Linked DNA regions of Homo sapiens: region 2 is linked to region 1. The links are chromatin loops, found by intact Hi-C in ENCODE. Cell type or tissue: Caco-2. All regions are shown on one strand. Region 1 overlaps UIMC1 (ubiquitin interaction motif containing 1). Region 2 holds the start of UNC5A (unc-5 netrin receptor A).

Region 1 (5,000 bases):
CGGGCAGAGGGGCTCCTCACTTCCCAGTAGGGGCGGCCGGGCAGAGGCGCCCCTCACCTCCCAGACGGGGCGGCTGGCCGGGCGGAGGGCTGACCCCCCCACCTCCCTCCCGGACGGGGCGGCTGGCCGGGCAGAGGGGCTCCTCACTTCCCAGTAGGGGCGGCCGGGCAGAGGCGCCCCTCACCTCCCGGACCGGGCGGCTGGCCGGGCGGGGGGCTGACCCCCCCACCTCCCTCCCGGATGGCACGGCTGGCCGGGCGGGGGGCTGACCCCCCACCTCCCTCCCGGATGGGGCGGCTGGCCGGGCGGGGGGCTGACCCCCCCTCACCTCCCTCCCGGACGGGGTGGCTGCCGGGCGGAGATGCTCCTCACTTCCCAGATGGGGTGGCTGCTGGGCGGAGAGGCTCCTCACTTCTCAGACGGGGCAGCTGCCGGGCGGGGGGGCTCCTCACTTCTCAGACGGGGTGGTTGCCAGGCAGAGGGTCTCCTCACTTCTCAGACGGGGCGGCCGGGCAGAGACGCTCCTCACCTCCCAGACGGGGTCTCGGCCGGGCAGAGGCGCTCCTCACATCCCAGATGGGGCGGTGGGGCAGAGGCGCTCCCCACATCTCAGACGATGGGCGGCCGGGCAGAGACGCTCCTCACTTCCTAGATGTGATGGCGGCTGGGAAGAGGCGCTCCTCACTTCCTAGATGGGATGGCGGCCGGGCGGAGACGCTCCTCACTTCCCAGACTGGGCAGCCGAGCAGAGGGGCTCCTCACATCCCAGACGATGGGCGGCCAGGCAGAGACACTCCTCACTTCCCAGACGGGGTGGCGGCCGGGCAGAGGCTGCAATCTCGGCACTTTGGGAGGCCAAGGCAGGCGGCTGGGAGGTGGAGGTTGTAGTGAGCCGAGATCACGCCACTGCACTCCAGCCTGGGCACCATTGAGCACTGAGTGAACGAGACTCCGTCTGCAATCCCGGCACCTCGGGAGGCCGAGGTTGGCGGATCACTCGCGGTTAGGGGCTGGAGACCGGCCCGGCCAACACAGCGAAACCCCGTCTCCACCAAAACCAGTCAGGCGTGGCGGCGCGTGCCTGCAATCGCAGGCACTCGGCAGGCTGAGGCAGGAGAATCAGGCAGGGAGGTTGCAGTGAGCCGAGATGGCAGCAGTACAGTCCAGCTTCGGCTCCGCATGAGAGGGAGACCGTGGGGAGACGGAGACGGAGACGGAGACGGAGACGGAGACGGAGGGGGAGGGGGAGGGGGAGAGGGAGAGAGGGCTGAATTTTTTTTTTTTTTTAAGATTCAATGCAAACCATCCCTTCCTTATTAACATATTATTTCTCCAGGAAGAAGATGTCTTGATTAGGCCATAGCTTCCTTAAATTTTTATTTCTGCCATGCTTTCATGTTCACCTTGATTACATTTGGGTAGTCTAAATTTTATTTGCTTATTTTGCTATCCTGTGTTCATATTCTGGAAGAACCTCACTTTATGTTCAGATTACTGCCATTGAGGTATAAATTTCTAAATTAAAATAATGTATTGAAATGAAGACGTTCTTGGGATTCTACATTGAAATGATTAGGAAGAGGATCATCTGAGTAAGCAATATAATAGTTTTTAGCGTGTGGATTTTAGAGTCAGGCAAGTCTCAGCGCTACGATTTTGACCAACTATATGATTTAGGGCAAATTATTTAACCTCTCGAAGTTTCACTTATTTTTAAAATAATTTAATGGTTTTTGCTTCTTAAGTTGCTTGTGAGAATTAAAGGAGATAAGGAATGTAAAGTGATTAGCACAGGCCTGGCACTGAATAGAAGCACAATAATTTTGTTTGTTTGAGACAGAGTTTTCACTCTTGTCATCCAGGCTGGAGTGCAATAGCACGATCTTGGCTCACTGCAACCTCTACCTTTTGGGTTCAAGCGATTCTCCTGTCTCAGCCTCCCGAGTAGCTGGCATTAGAGGCGTGAGCCACCATGCCCGGCTAATTTTGTATTTTTAGTAGAGACGGGATTTCTCCATGTTGGTCAGGCTGGTCTTGAACTCCCGACCTCAGGTGATCCGCCCACCTTGGCCTCCCAAAGTGCTGGGATTACAGGCGTGAGCCACCGCGCCTGGCCAAAGCACAATAATTTTTTTTTTTTTTTTTTTTTTGAGACGGAGTCTCGCTCTGTCGCCCAGGCTGGAGTGCAGTGGCGGGATCTCGGCTCACTGCAAGCTCCGCCTCCCGGGTTCACGCCATTCTCCTGCCTCAGCCTCCCAAGTAGCTGGGACTACAGGCGCCTGCCACTACGCCCGGCTAATTTTTTGTATTTTTAGTAGAGACGGGGTTTCACCGTTTTAGCTGGGATGGTCTCGATCTCCTGACCTCGTGATCTGCCTGCCTCGGCCTCCCAAAGTGCTGGGATTACAGGCGTGAGCCACCGCGCCCGGCCAATAATTTTTTTAAACAATTACACTGAGAAGGTTTGAGATATGCTTTAGCCTAAGGCAGAGATGGAGGTGCCTTATAACTAACTTACTAGTGCTTTGATTGCATCTAAAGACCAAGGCTAGTCATTATAAAATTCTGTTAAATGGACACTAGGTGTCAGCATTCTCTTTCTCTTTCTTTCTCTTTCTGAGAGTTCAATAAAAACCTTGTCACCCCTGAGTTCAAAGGAAGAGACAGGTTAAGTATTTATTGCTGTTGTATTTTAGTCCTTTGGTAGTTTGGTTAAGTCTTGTTTTTCATAATGACTATATTCCCTATTATTGTACAACTTTCCTTTTGACTGAAAACTCAACTATTCCTGATTTTTAAATGTATTTCATCATTTACCTGAATGGTAGCGAGATTCATAAAGAGATGCCTAACTTGTTTAGGTTATTCATATCTTATTAGGAAACCTTGAAAACTTCAGCTGGTAGCTTTATGTCTAGTGGAAGAAGCCTCACAGCCCAGGCACTTCCTCAGAAGTCTGCCTAAGGCAGCAGTAGCTGCTTTTTCTGTGATCTTCTGTGCATGTATGTTTAATGAGTTGGTATTTGCGTCAACTCTACCATTAATCAATGAAAATAATTTTTGAATCAATGAAAATAATCTTTCCTTATGTAGTCCCTATTCATTACATTTCTGAAAAGATAATCCTGTAGCCAGATATAAAAACCATAGTGGCAGATTTGTAGCAAAAAGAATCTTTGTAACCTTCCCTTTAGATGTCCTGTGTTATGGCTTGGTTTTTCTCAAAGATCATAGATTGCAGTGTTTATCTCAACTCAGTATTTCCTTTGAAAATTGAACTTTTCTCTATATTTTCCTTTCCCCCATGCAAACTTTTTGATTGTTTTTCTGAAATCATAATTCATTTGACTTACCAGTTAATATTGATACAGGTCTTGCATGTTATGAAGTGCATTGTGTACATTATCTTGTTTAATTTTCACAACACTCTGTGAGGCAATTGTTAATACCCATTTTAAGATGAGGAAAGAGATTCAGATGTCATTTACCCAATCACAAATTTAGTAAGTGATTTAGTTCTGATTTAAATACCAGTCTTCTGACTTTACAGGATGTGCTTGTTTTATTGACACTTACTGGCTTATGGAAAATATTTTCTTCTTATTGTTAATTGTTGAGGGAGAACATTGAACAATTAAATTTTTTTAAAAAAGGAAGAGAAGCCAGTTCACCTGTGCCTGTATATTTAAGATACTACGTATTTCTTTGCAGTCTTCCCAAGGGATTGTTGAAGAAACTTCTGAAGAGGGAAACTCTGTACCTGCTTCACAAAGGTGAGAGATTATATGTTGCTATGCATTCTCCTCTGATGGTTGCCAGCATAAGGGAGATGAACCACATGAGTGAGACTGTACGTGGACAGCTTGCCAGAGAACTTTTAGCTCTTTTATAAGTGAAGACTAGGAGAAATTTTATTAGTATCTCTAAGTTCTCAGATGTGCATCTCATAGAAGCCCAGAATATTAAGAGCTGGAAGAGATCCTAGAGGTCATCTTGTCCAGGCCAGCTATCTTGGCATAAATCTCATTTACATTATTTCTGAAAAGCGGTCACATCCTGCAATTCTCTTAACTAATTACACTAGTTTTCTATGCCAATTTGAAGGCTCTAGACTGATTTCTTTATAGTCCTTCTATTCTTAGCCCCTTTCTCTCTTTTCCCCAACTCTGCTTATGCTTATTTTATCTGTATATCTAAACCTTATACATCTTTTAAATTTACTCTTGAGACTTAACATCCTCTTCAAAGTCTTCATATTATTCAGGCCACACAGGACCTGTGTCACTCTCACTGTCTGTCCTGTGCCACTTTTAATCCGTTTGTGCCTCCTATCTCCTGTAAAGGATGGTATTTGCATTACCTCCTCCATTGTTCTTGCTGATTGATTGATGGGCTTACCTTCTAAGTCTTCTTACTTTAATAATAGATAGCAGTTGATTAATTATAAACTGCACTATTAACTGGATCATGCTTCCAGTTACTTTCCACTTGCCCTTTTTATCTAGTAGTTGAGTTTTGAGACTTTCTCAAGAGCTTAGTTTTGAACTGCATGACTGTTCTCCCATATGAGAGTTGAAGCCCACTTGCCATTTGCTGTAGTCAAGGTGGTGGTCTTTCTTAGGCTTCTGGTTGATAGTACTTGGTATTCCTTCCTGGGCTAAAGAATATGGCTTTGGTTTGATTTTCCTGCTGTTAAGACAGTTTTGGAAGTGGTTTTAACAGAGTATGCCTTTACTCCCTATAGGCCTCTCTGCTTTATTGTGGTGAGCCTTGTGCAGAGCAGATGTAGGTTTTAATAAATGATTATACACTTTGTCACCAGGAGAGAGTTGGAATCGCAGGCAATGTGGTTTGACTTCAAATTGATTAGCCCATTTTATAAATGTCAGAAAATTGTTTTGTGATGGACCCTTTGAATAGAGCACTAATGTTACATGCAGAGTAAACTGTCTGGCTGGGGTTTATAACAAATGCTATGAGATGTTTTATTTAGAGATAAA
Region 2 (5,000 bases), 150 kb after region 1:
GCCTAGTTTTCCTGGTCCCCACCCTGGACAGGAGGCCGTTTCCAGCTTCCCTGGAGCATGGCAGTCCGTGTTCAGGGACAGGGATGGGATGGTTGCTGAGAGGGGCAGAGCAAACATCTCTCCCTGTCCCCAGCAATAGCAGCCCTCCCTGCCTGCAAAGAGAGCCCAAACTCAAAATGGAGAAATGAAGAAAAACAGCACCTGGCTGGCAGTGACTCAGAGCAAGTTGGGCCAGAGAACAGGGTCACCGCGCCATAAACAATGGCAATACCTGAGGGAGGCACTGGAGGAGAAGGAGGAGGCTCAGGTCAGAGGCTTCTGGCAGCCCCAGGGCTGAGGACTCAATACCTCAGTCTTTCTTTAGCCCACCCAAAGCACATCAGTATGCCAGGACCCCTTTGCAGGGGAGGAGGTGGGAGGCCTTTGGGAGGGGCTGGACTGAAGCTGCGGGTTTCACAGTGCAGGGATTGGCAGCAGCAAAGGGGTGTGTCCCAGGTCTGGACAGAGCCAACGTTGGGGTGTTGGGTGGGGAGCATGCTGGCGGGGTCAGTGGCACCACGCTTTGCAAGGCAAAGGAGCTACAGTCTGGAAGCCGGAGCTTGCCTGGGGGTGCCCACCCCACCAGCAGTCAGAGCCAGGGAGGGCACCCGACCTCCAGATAGACCAGCCCAGAGCTGATGTGGGGCGATGACGAGGGAGGAAGGTATTTTCCTAAGGGCCCAAGGGGGCTCAAGGTTTGGGTTGACCTGCAGGCACTGGGAGTCACCGAAAGCTTTCTAGCAGATTTCCAGCCTGGATGCCAGGGGATGCCTTAGTCTGAGTGGAGGAGGCCCGAGGGGGATGGGTGGTGGTGGCTGCTGCAGGTGAGGGAGAAAGGAGTGGAGGAAGACAAAGAAGTCGAGAGACATGAGCAATGCCACAAGTAGGCCCGAGCTGGAGGACTTGGTGACATATTAGATGTGAAGCGTGAGAGAGAAGGGAGAAGCAAGGGAGACGCTAAGGCTTCCAGCCCCAGGCTGGGAGAATAGGAGGAGGGGACGGCAGGGCCCTTGGGAGGAGGGGGCATTGGGAGAGGGGTGGCCTAGAACAGGAGGCCCCGCATGCATATGCGTGGACACACAGATTCCCAAGTGGCAGCTAGGCCCAGCACTAGAGCAGGGGAGCCCCACCCCAAGCTCAGGGCAGGCTCCTGCCTTGTGAAGCCTCGGAGCTCCAGCCTGCGGGTCTGGGCCCAGAGCAGCACTAGGCAGGAAGAAGGGTCGTGAGGACAGGGGCTCTCTGGCCCTTGGCTGAGGCCAAAGTTGGCTGCTCCTGGGAACGAGGGCCGTGACTTCTGGTGTGGGCTTGGTACCTGGATCAATGCCTATCCCTGGTTCCTGAGAGAAGCCCCCCCTCCCAACACAGGCAAGTGGGGAGCAGGCAGGCAGCAAGAGGACCAGCTCTCCCCTGGGAGGACCTAGGGGCCCCAAAGCCCAGGCCACCCCACCTGCAAGGCAGGGCGAGCAGGAACAGGGTATCTCCTAGCCCTGGAGGATTAAGACCCCCTCAGCCAGCTGCATTCTCCCAAGTGTCGGGGTGGACAGACGAGTCCTAGGTTAGCCCTAAGTATGGGGATGGGGTCTGAGAAGGAGGAGCCAGGCTAGATGGTTGGGGTCAGGTTGGGCAATGCAGCAATGCCAGAGCATGGCACCCCTCAGCCCCATCTTCAAGGGAGCCAGCTCCCAAGTCCCTCCTGCTCAAGACTGCAGAGGTCTGGGTGACAGGGAGACCACAGGGGCAGGGTGGGGGTTTGCATGCCAGCTGCGTGACGGGGTTTGAGAGGGAAAATCCTGTGAGACAGATGGGTGCTTGCGTGCGCGGGCACAGAGAGGGCCTGCAGGTGCGAGCATGCTGAAGGGACAGGCTTTTGTGTGATGTCCAGCAACAGAGGGTGGGCGCGTGGCCTGGGGAGCAAGCGGCTGCAGTCAGTCGCGCTGGCCCCCGGCGCCCCCTGCTGCCCGCTGGCCATCCCTCCCTCAGCGGCTCACAGACACATTTTTCACCGGAGGCTGTTGCAACGGAGGCAAAAGGCAGCGCGGGAGGAGCCCGGGTCACGGCAGGGCCAGCCTGCCTGGGCGTCCACATGTGCCCAGTGCCTGTGGGGCACAGGGGGAAGGGAGTCCCAAAGAAGTAGGGCCAGCCCCTCCCCACCCCATGGCCTTCAGCAGCTCCTCCCGCAGGCCCAGGGGCAGAGTTGATGCCTTGGGGCAGGCTCTGCGTCAGCCCCTGCAGCACCTGTGCCCACCTGCCGACTCCCTGGGCAACCTTGGGCCAGGCCTCAACAGATGCCCTGCCAACCAGGGATGCAGTTTCCCCACCCCCACAGCCTCCTGAGGAGTCCCTGTGGCAACCCCCCGCTCCAGGCCGCAGCACCCTGCTTCACCGGTACCTGTGCCCCCTTATCTGTACACGCTCACCTGTGCAACTGCACACAGCCGTCACACACGTGCGGCATGCTGGTCATCACACACGTTCATCAGGGCACACACATGCCAATGCTGCACACACCATGCCAACCCCCCTGGTTACCCGGGCACACATGTCAACCCACAGCCTTCACACGTGCTCACGTGGGCGACATGCAGCTATGACCACACAGCCCTCAAAAGCATCAACTCAGAAAACATTTCCAGGGTACCTACTGGGTGTCAGGCAACACCCCACCTGTGTGTGGGGCACTAATATCCCCACCTCATCATGGACAACAGTGCAACCTGCACCCGGGTGCTCATCTGCGGAGCTGCACACACGCCCCTAACACACACATGTGGCGGACACGGACACACACCCAACAGCAGTTCAGCCTCTCAGCTTGGTCAGGATTAGAAGGAGAGGCCCTGGGGAAGAAGAGGGGTGCTGATGGAGAAGGGAGATAGAAGGGGTGGGATGGAGTAGAGAGGGGTACTGAGGAGGCAGGATGGGGCGGGCGGTCAGGCAGTGGTGGGTGCAGGATGCGCTGCGCAGAGACACCCTTTAAGGAAACAGCCATCGGCCTCAATCATCAGGCTGGCTCCTGAGCTCCCACTCATTGATCTCTGATCAATCTGGTTTGGCAGCTCAGAAACCCCAGTGCTCCCTTCCAACACCCCTGTTATAAGCAGCGGCCTGGCCAGGCTGGGGAGTAACCGCCCAGGTTCTAGGGGCAGCAAGAATCGAGAATTGCCAGGGTAAGCCTCAAGCCCCCTTGACCACACAAATGGCACCCACCCCCCACCACCACAGACACATACGCTCAACTCAGCTAAGTGCATGGGGGGCAGAGATCAGGAGGCCCCCACAGCTCAGCCTAGGTGAAGGCTCAGGGACAGCAGACAAAGGATGCAGGGGAACTTCCTCCCCCCAAGCCCCTCCCAAGGGAATGAGGTGGGCTGAGGGCTGAGTTAGCAGTGGGTTAGGGTGACCAATGGGGCATGCAGGGGCCAAGAAAGGCTATGGAGTTTAAGGAAGAAGGGGAAACTGGCGGACCAACCACACACAACTCTGGCCCCCCGCACCAGGGAGGCCAGGAGCCACAGCCCCGGCCACCGGGACCGCGGCGCTTTGACTGTGCTGGCTGCAAGGACTGGGGGCTGGTGTATGCGCCTCCACGCCTGAGTGTGTGCGTGTGAGAGCGTGTGTGGCGGGGACAGAGGAGGACACTGTGTTCTGGACGTGGGCAGAGGCCAGGTGCCAAGCTGGGAGATTGTGAGTGGCTGTTTAGGGCAGATGCTACCGGGAAGAGGTATCTTAAACGTTCCCCGCACCCCCCATTTCCTGGGCACTGGGATAGGCTCAAAACCCTCTAATCTTCGAATCCTCAAAGTCAGGCTCCCTGGGGTTGATCCAAACCCCCAGCCCTGCTCCGGGCCCAGGCAACCAGCAAACTTCCCCCACCCGGAGGCGTGGGGTGTCTACACTCGCCAGCCCCGCGGGCTGACAGCTGCTCCTGGACTTGGCAGAACCCAGGCTTCCGGGAGAGCGCGCGGGGAAGCTGCGCAGCAGCAAGAAGAGCCCCCCGCGTCCCGCCTCGCAAAGTTTGGCCTCGGGGGGCTCCCAGCCGGGTCTGGCAGCGCTGGTCAGGGACCCCCAGAGCAGCGAGCGTTCGCGCGCACGGTCCCCCGCAAGCCTCCCCAGAGCGCGCGCGGCGTGACTCACCCGAGCCGCGGAGCCAAGCGGCGAGGACTATGCCCAGGAGCGCTGGCCACAGGCCGGGCCGGACGGCCATGGCCGCGGGCGGGCAGGCGGGCGGGCCGGGCGCGGGGCCCCGCGGGCGGGAGGGCGGCTTTAGCGCCTCAGCCCGGAGCCCCAGCTCGGGGCGCCCCCGGGGCCCATGCCAGCGGACTGCGCTGCCTCCGGGCGGCCGGCTGCCGGGCGCACGCGGCGCGTGGCTCCCTTGGGCACGGGAGCGCAGCAATGCAGCCGGGGCGGAGCGCAGCGCCAGCCGCGCCGCGCACCGAGCCAGCCGCGCCGCGGAGCCCGCAGCCGGAGAGCGGGCCGGTGGGCGCCGCAAAACCCGGACTGGAGCGACGGAGCGGGGCGGCGGCTGGGAGGGGCGGGGGAAGGAAGGAGGGGCCGGGCCGCCCCGCGCAGCGCGCGCGGGCCACCCCCAGCACCGGGAATCCCTCTGGGCGATGCCTGAGGCTCCCCCAGGGAGGGGCTTGGGGTGGTGGGCGTGGAGGCCTCCCACCGCCCCGCGGGGTCTCCAGGGACAGGGGCAGGAGTCTGAAACCCGGAGTGGATCGGTGCTCCGGATCCGGGCTCTCGCGGGCCCGCCAGTCTGCGCACAGGTGGCCCGGGAGGGGCCCGGGGCTGCGGCGACCCCGGCGCGGCGCCAGCCTGCGGAGAGCCGCCCAGGGCAGGGGTGCCCCGGGCAGGTTCCGCTGCAGTCCTCTCCCCCGCCCTTTCCTCGCGGCCGCGCTCCGGGGTCGTCCGGGCGCCGCGGTACGCTGCCAGCCCGCGGCTTGGTTAGGGGACTGCGGGAG

What was found. Peaks named below come from ENCODE experiments on the same cell type or tissue, not always from the same donor. Only the 100,000 strongest peaks of a DNase experiment are listed, where the experiment ranks them.
Region 2: it touches region 1 in a loop (17-fold over the local background); 17 of 110 quality-filtered maps call a loop at or near these places.

What each region holds. Positions count from the first base shown.
Region 1 is chr5:176,956,866-176,961,865 of GRCh38, reverse strand. UIMC1 (ubiquitin interaction motif containing 1) reads left to right here. Exons shown (of 15, transcript NM_001199298.2): 7 at 3,712-3,773. Among named protein-coding and RNA genes, the nearest start is that of UIMC1, 47 kb to the left of the region's middle. In Caco-2, a CTCF peak has its summit at 2,594 (motif pointing right); no DNase peak of the experiment used is centred here.
Region 2 is chr5:176,809,994-176,814,993 of GRCh38, reverse strand. It overlaps UNC5A (unc-5 netrin receptor A), which reads right to left and starts at 4,435. Exons shown (of 15, transcript NM_133369.3): 1 at 4,174-4,435. The coding sequence starts at 4,243. In Caco-2, CTCF peaks have their summits at 1,798 and 2,000 (motif pointing left); DNase peaks (open chromatin) are centred at 1,997 and 4,553; H3K4me3 peaks cover 954 bases; H3K27me3 peaks cover 517 bases.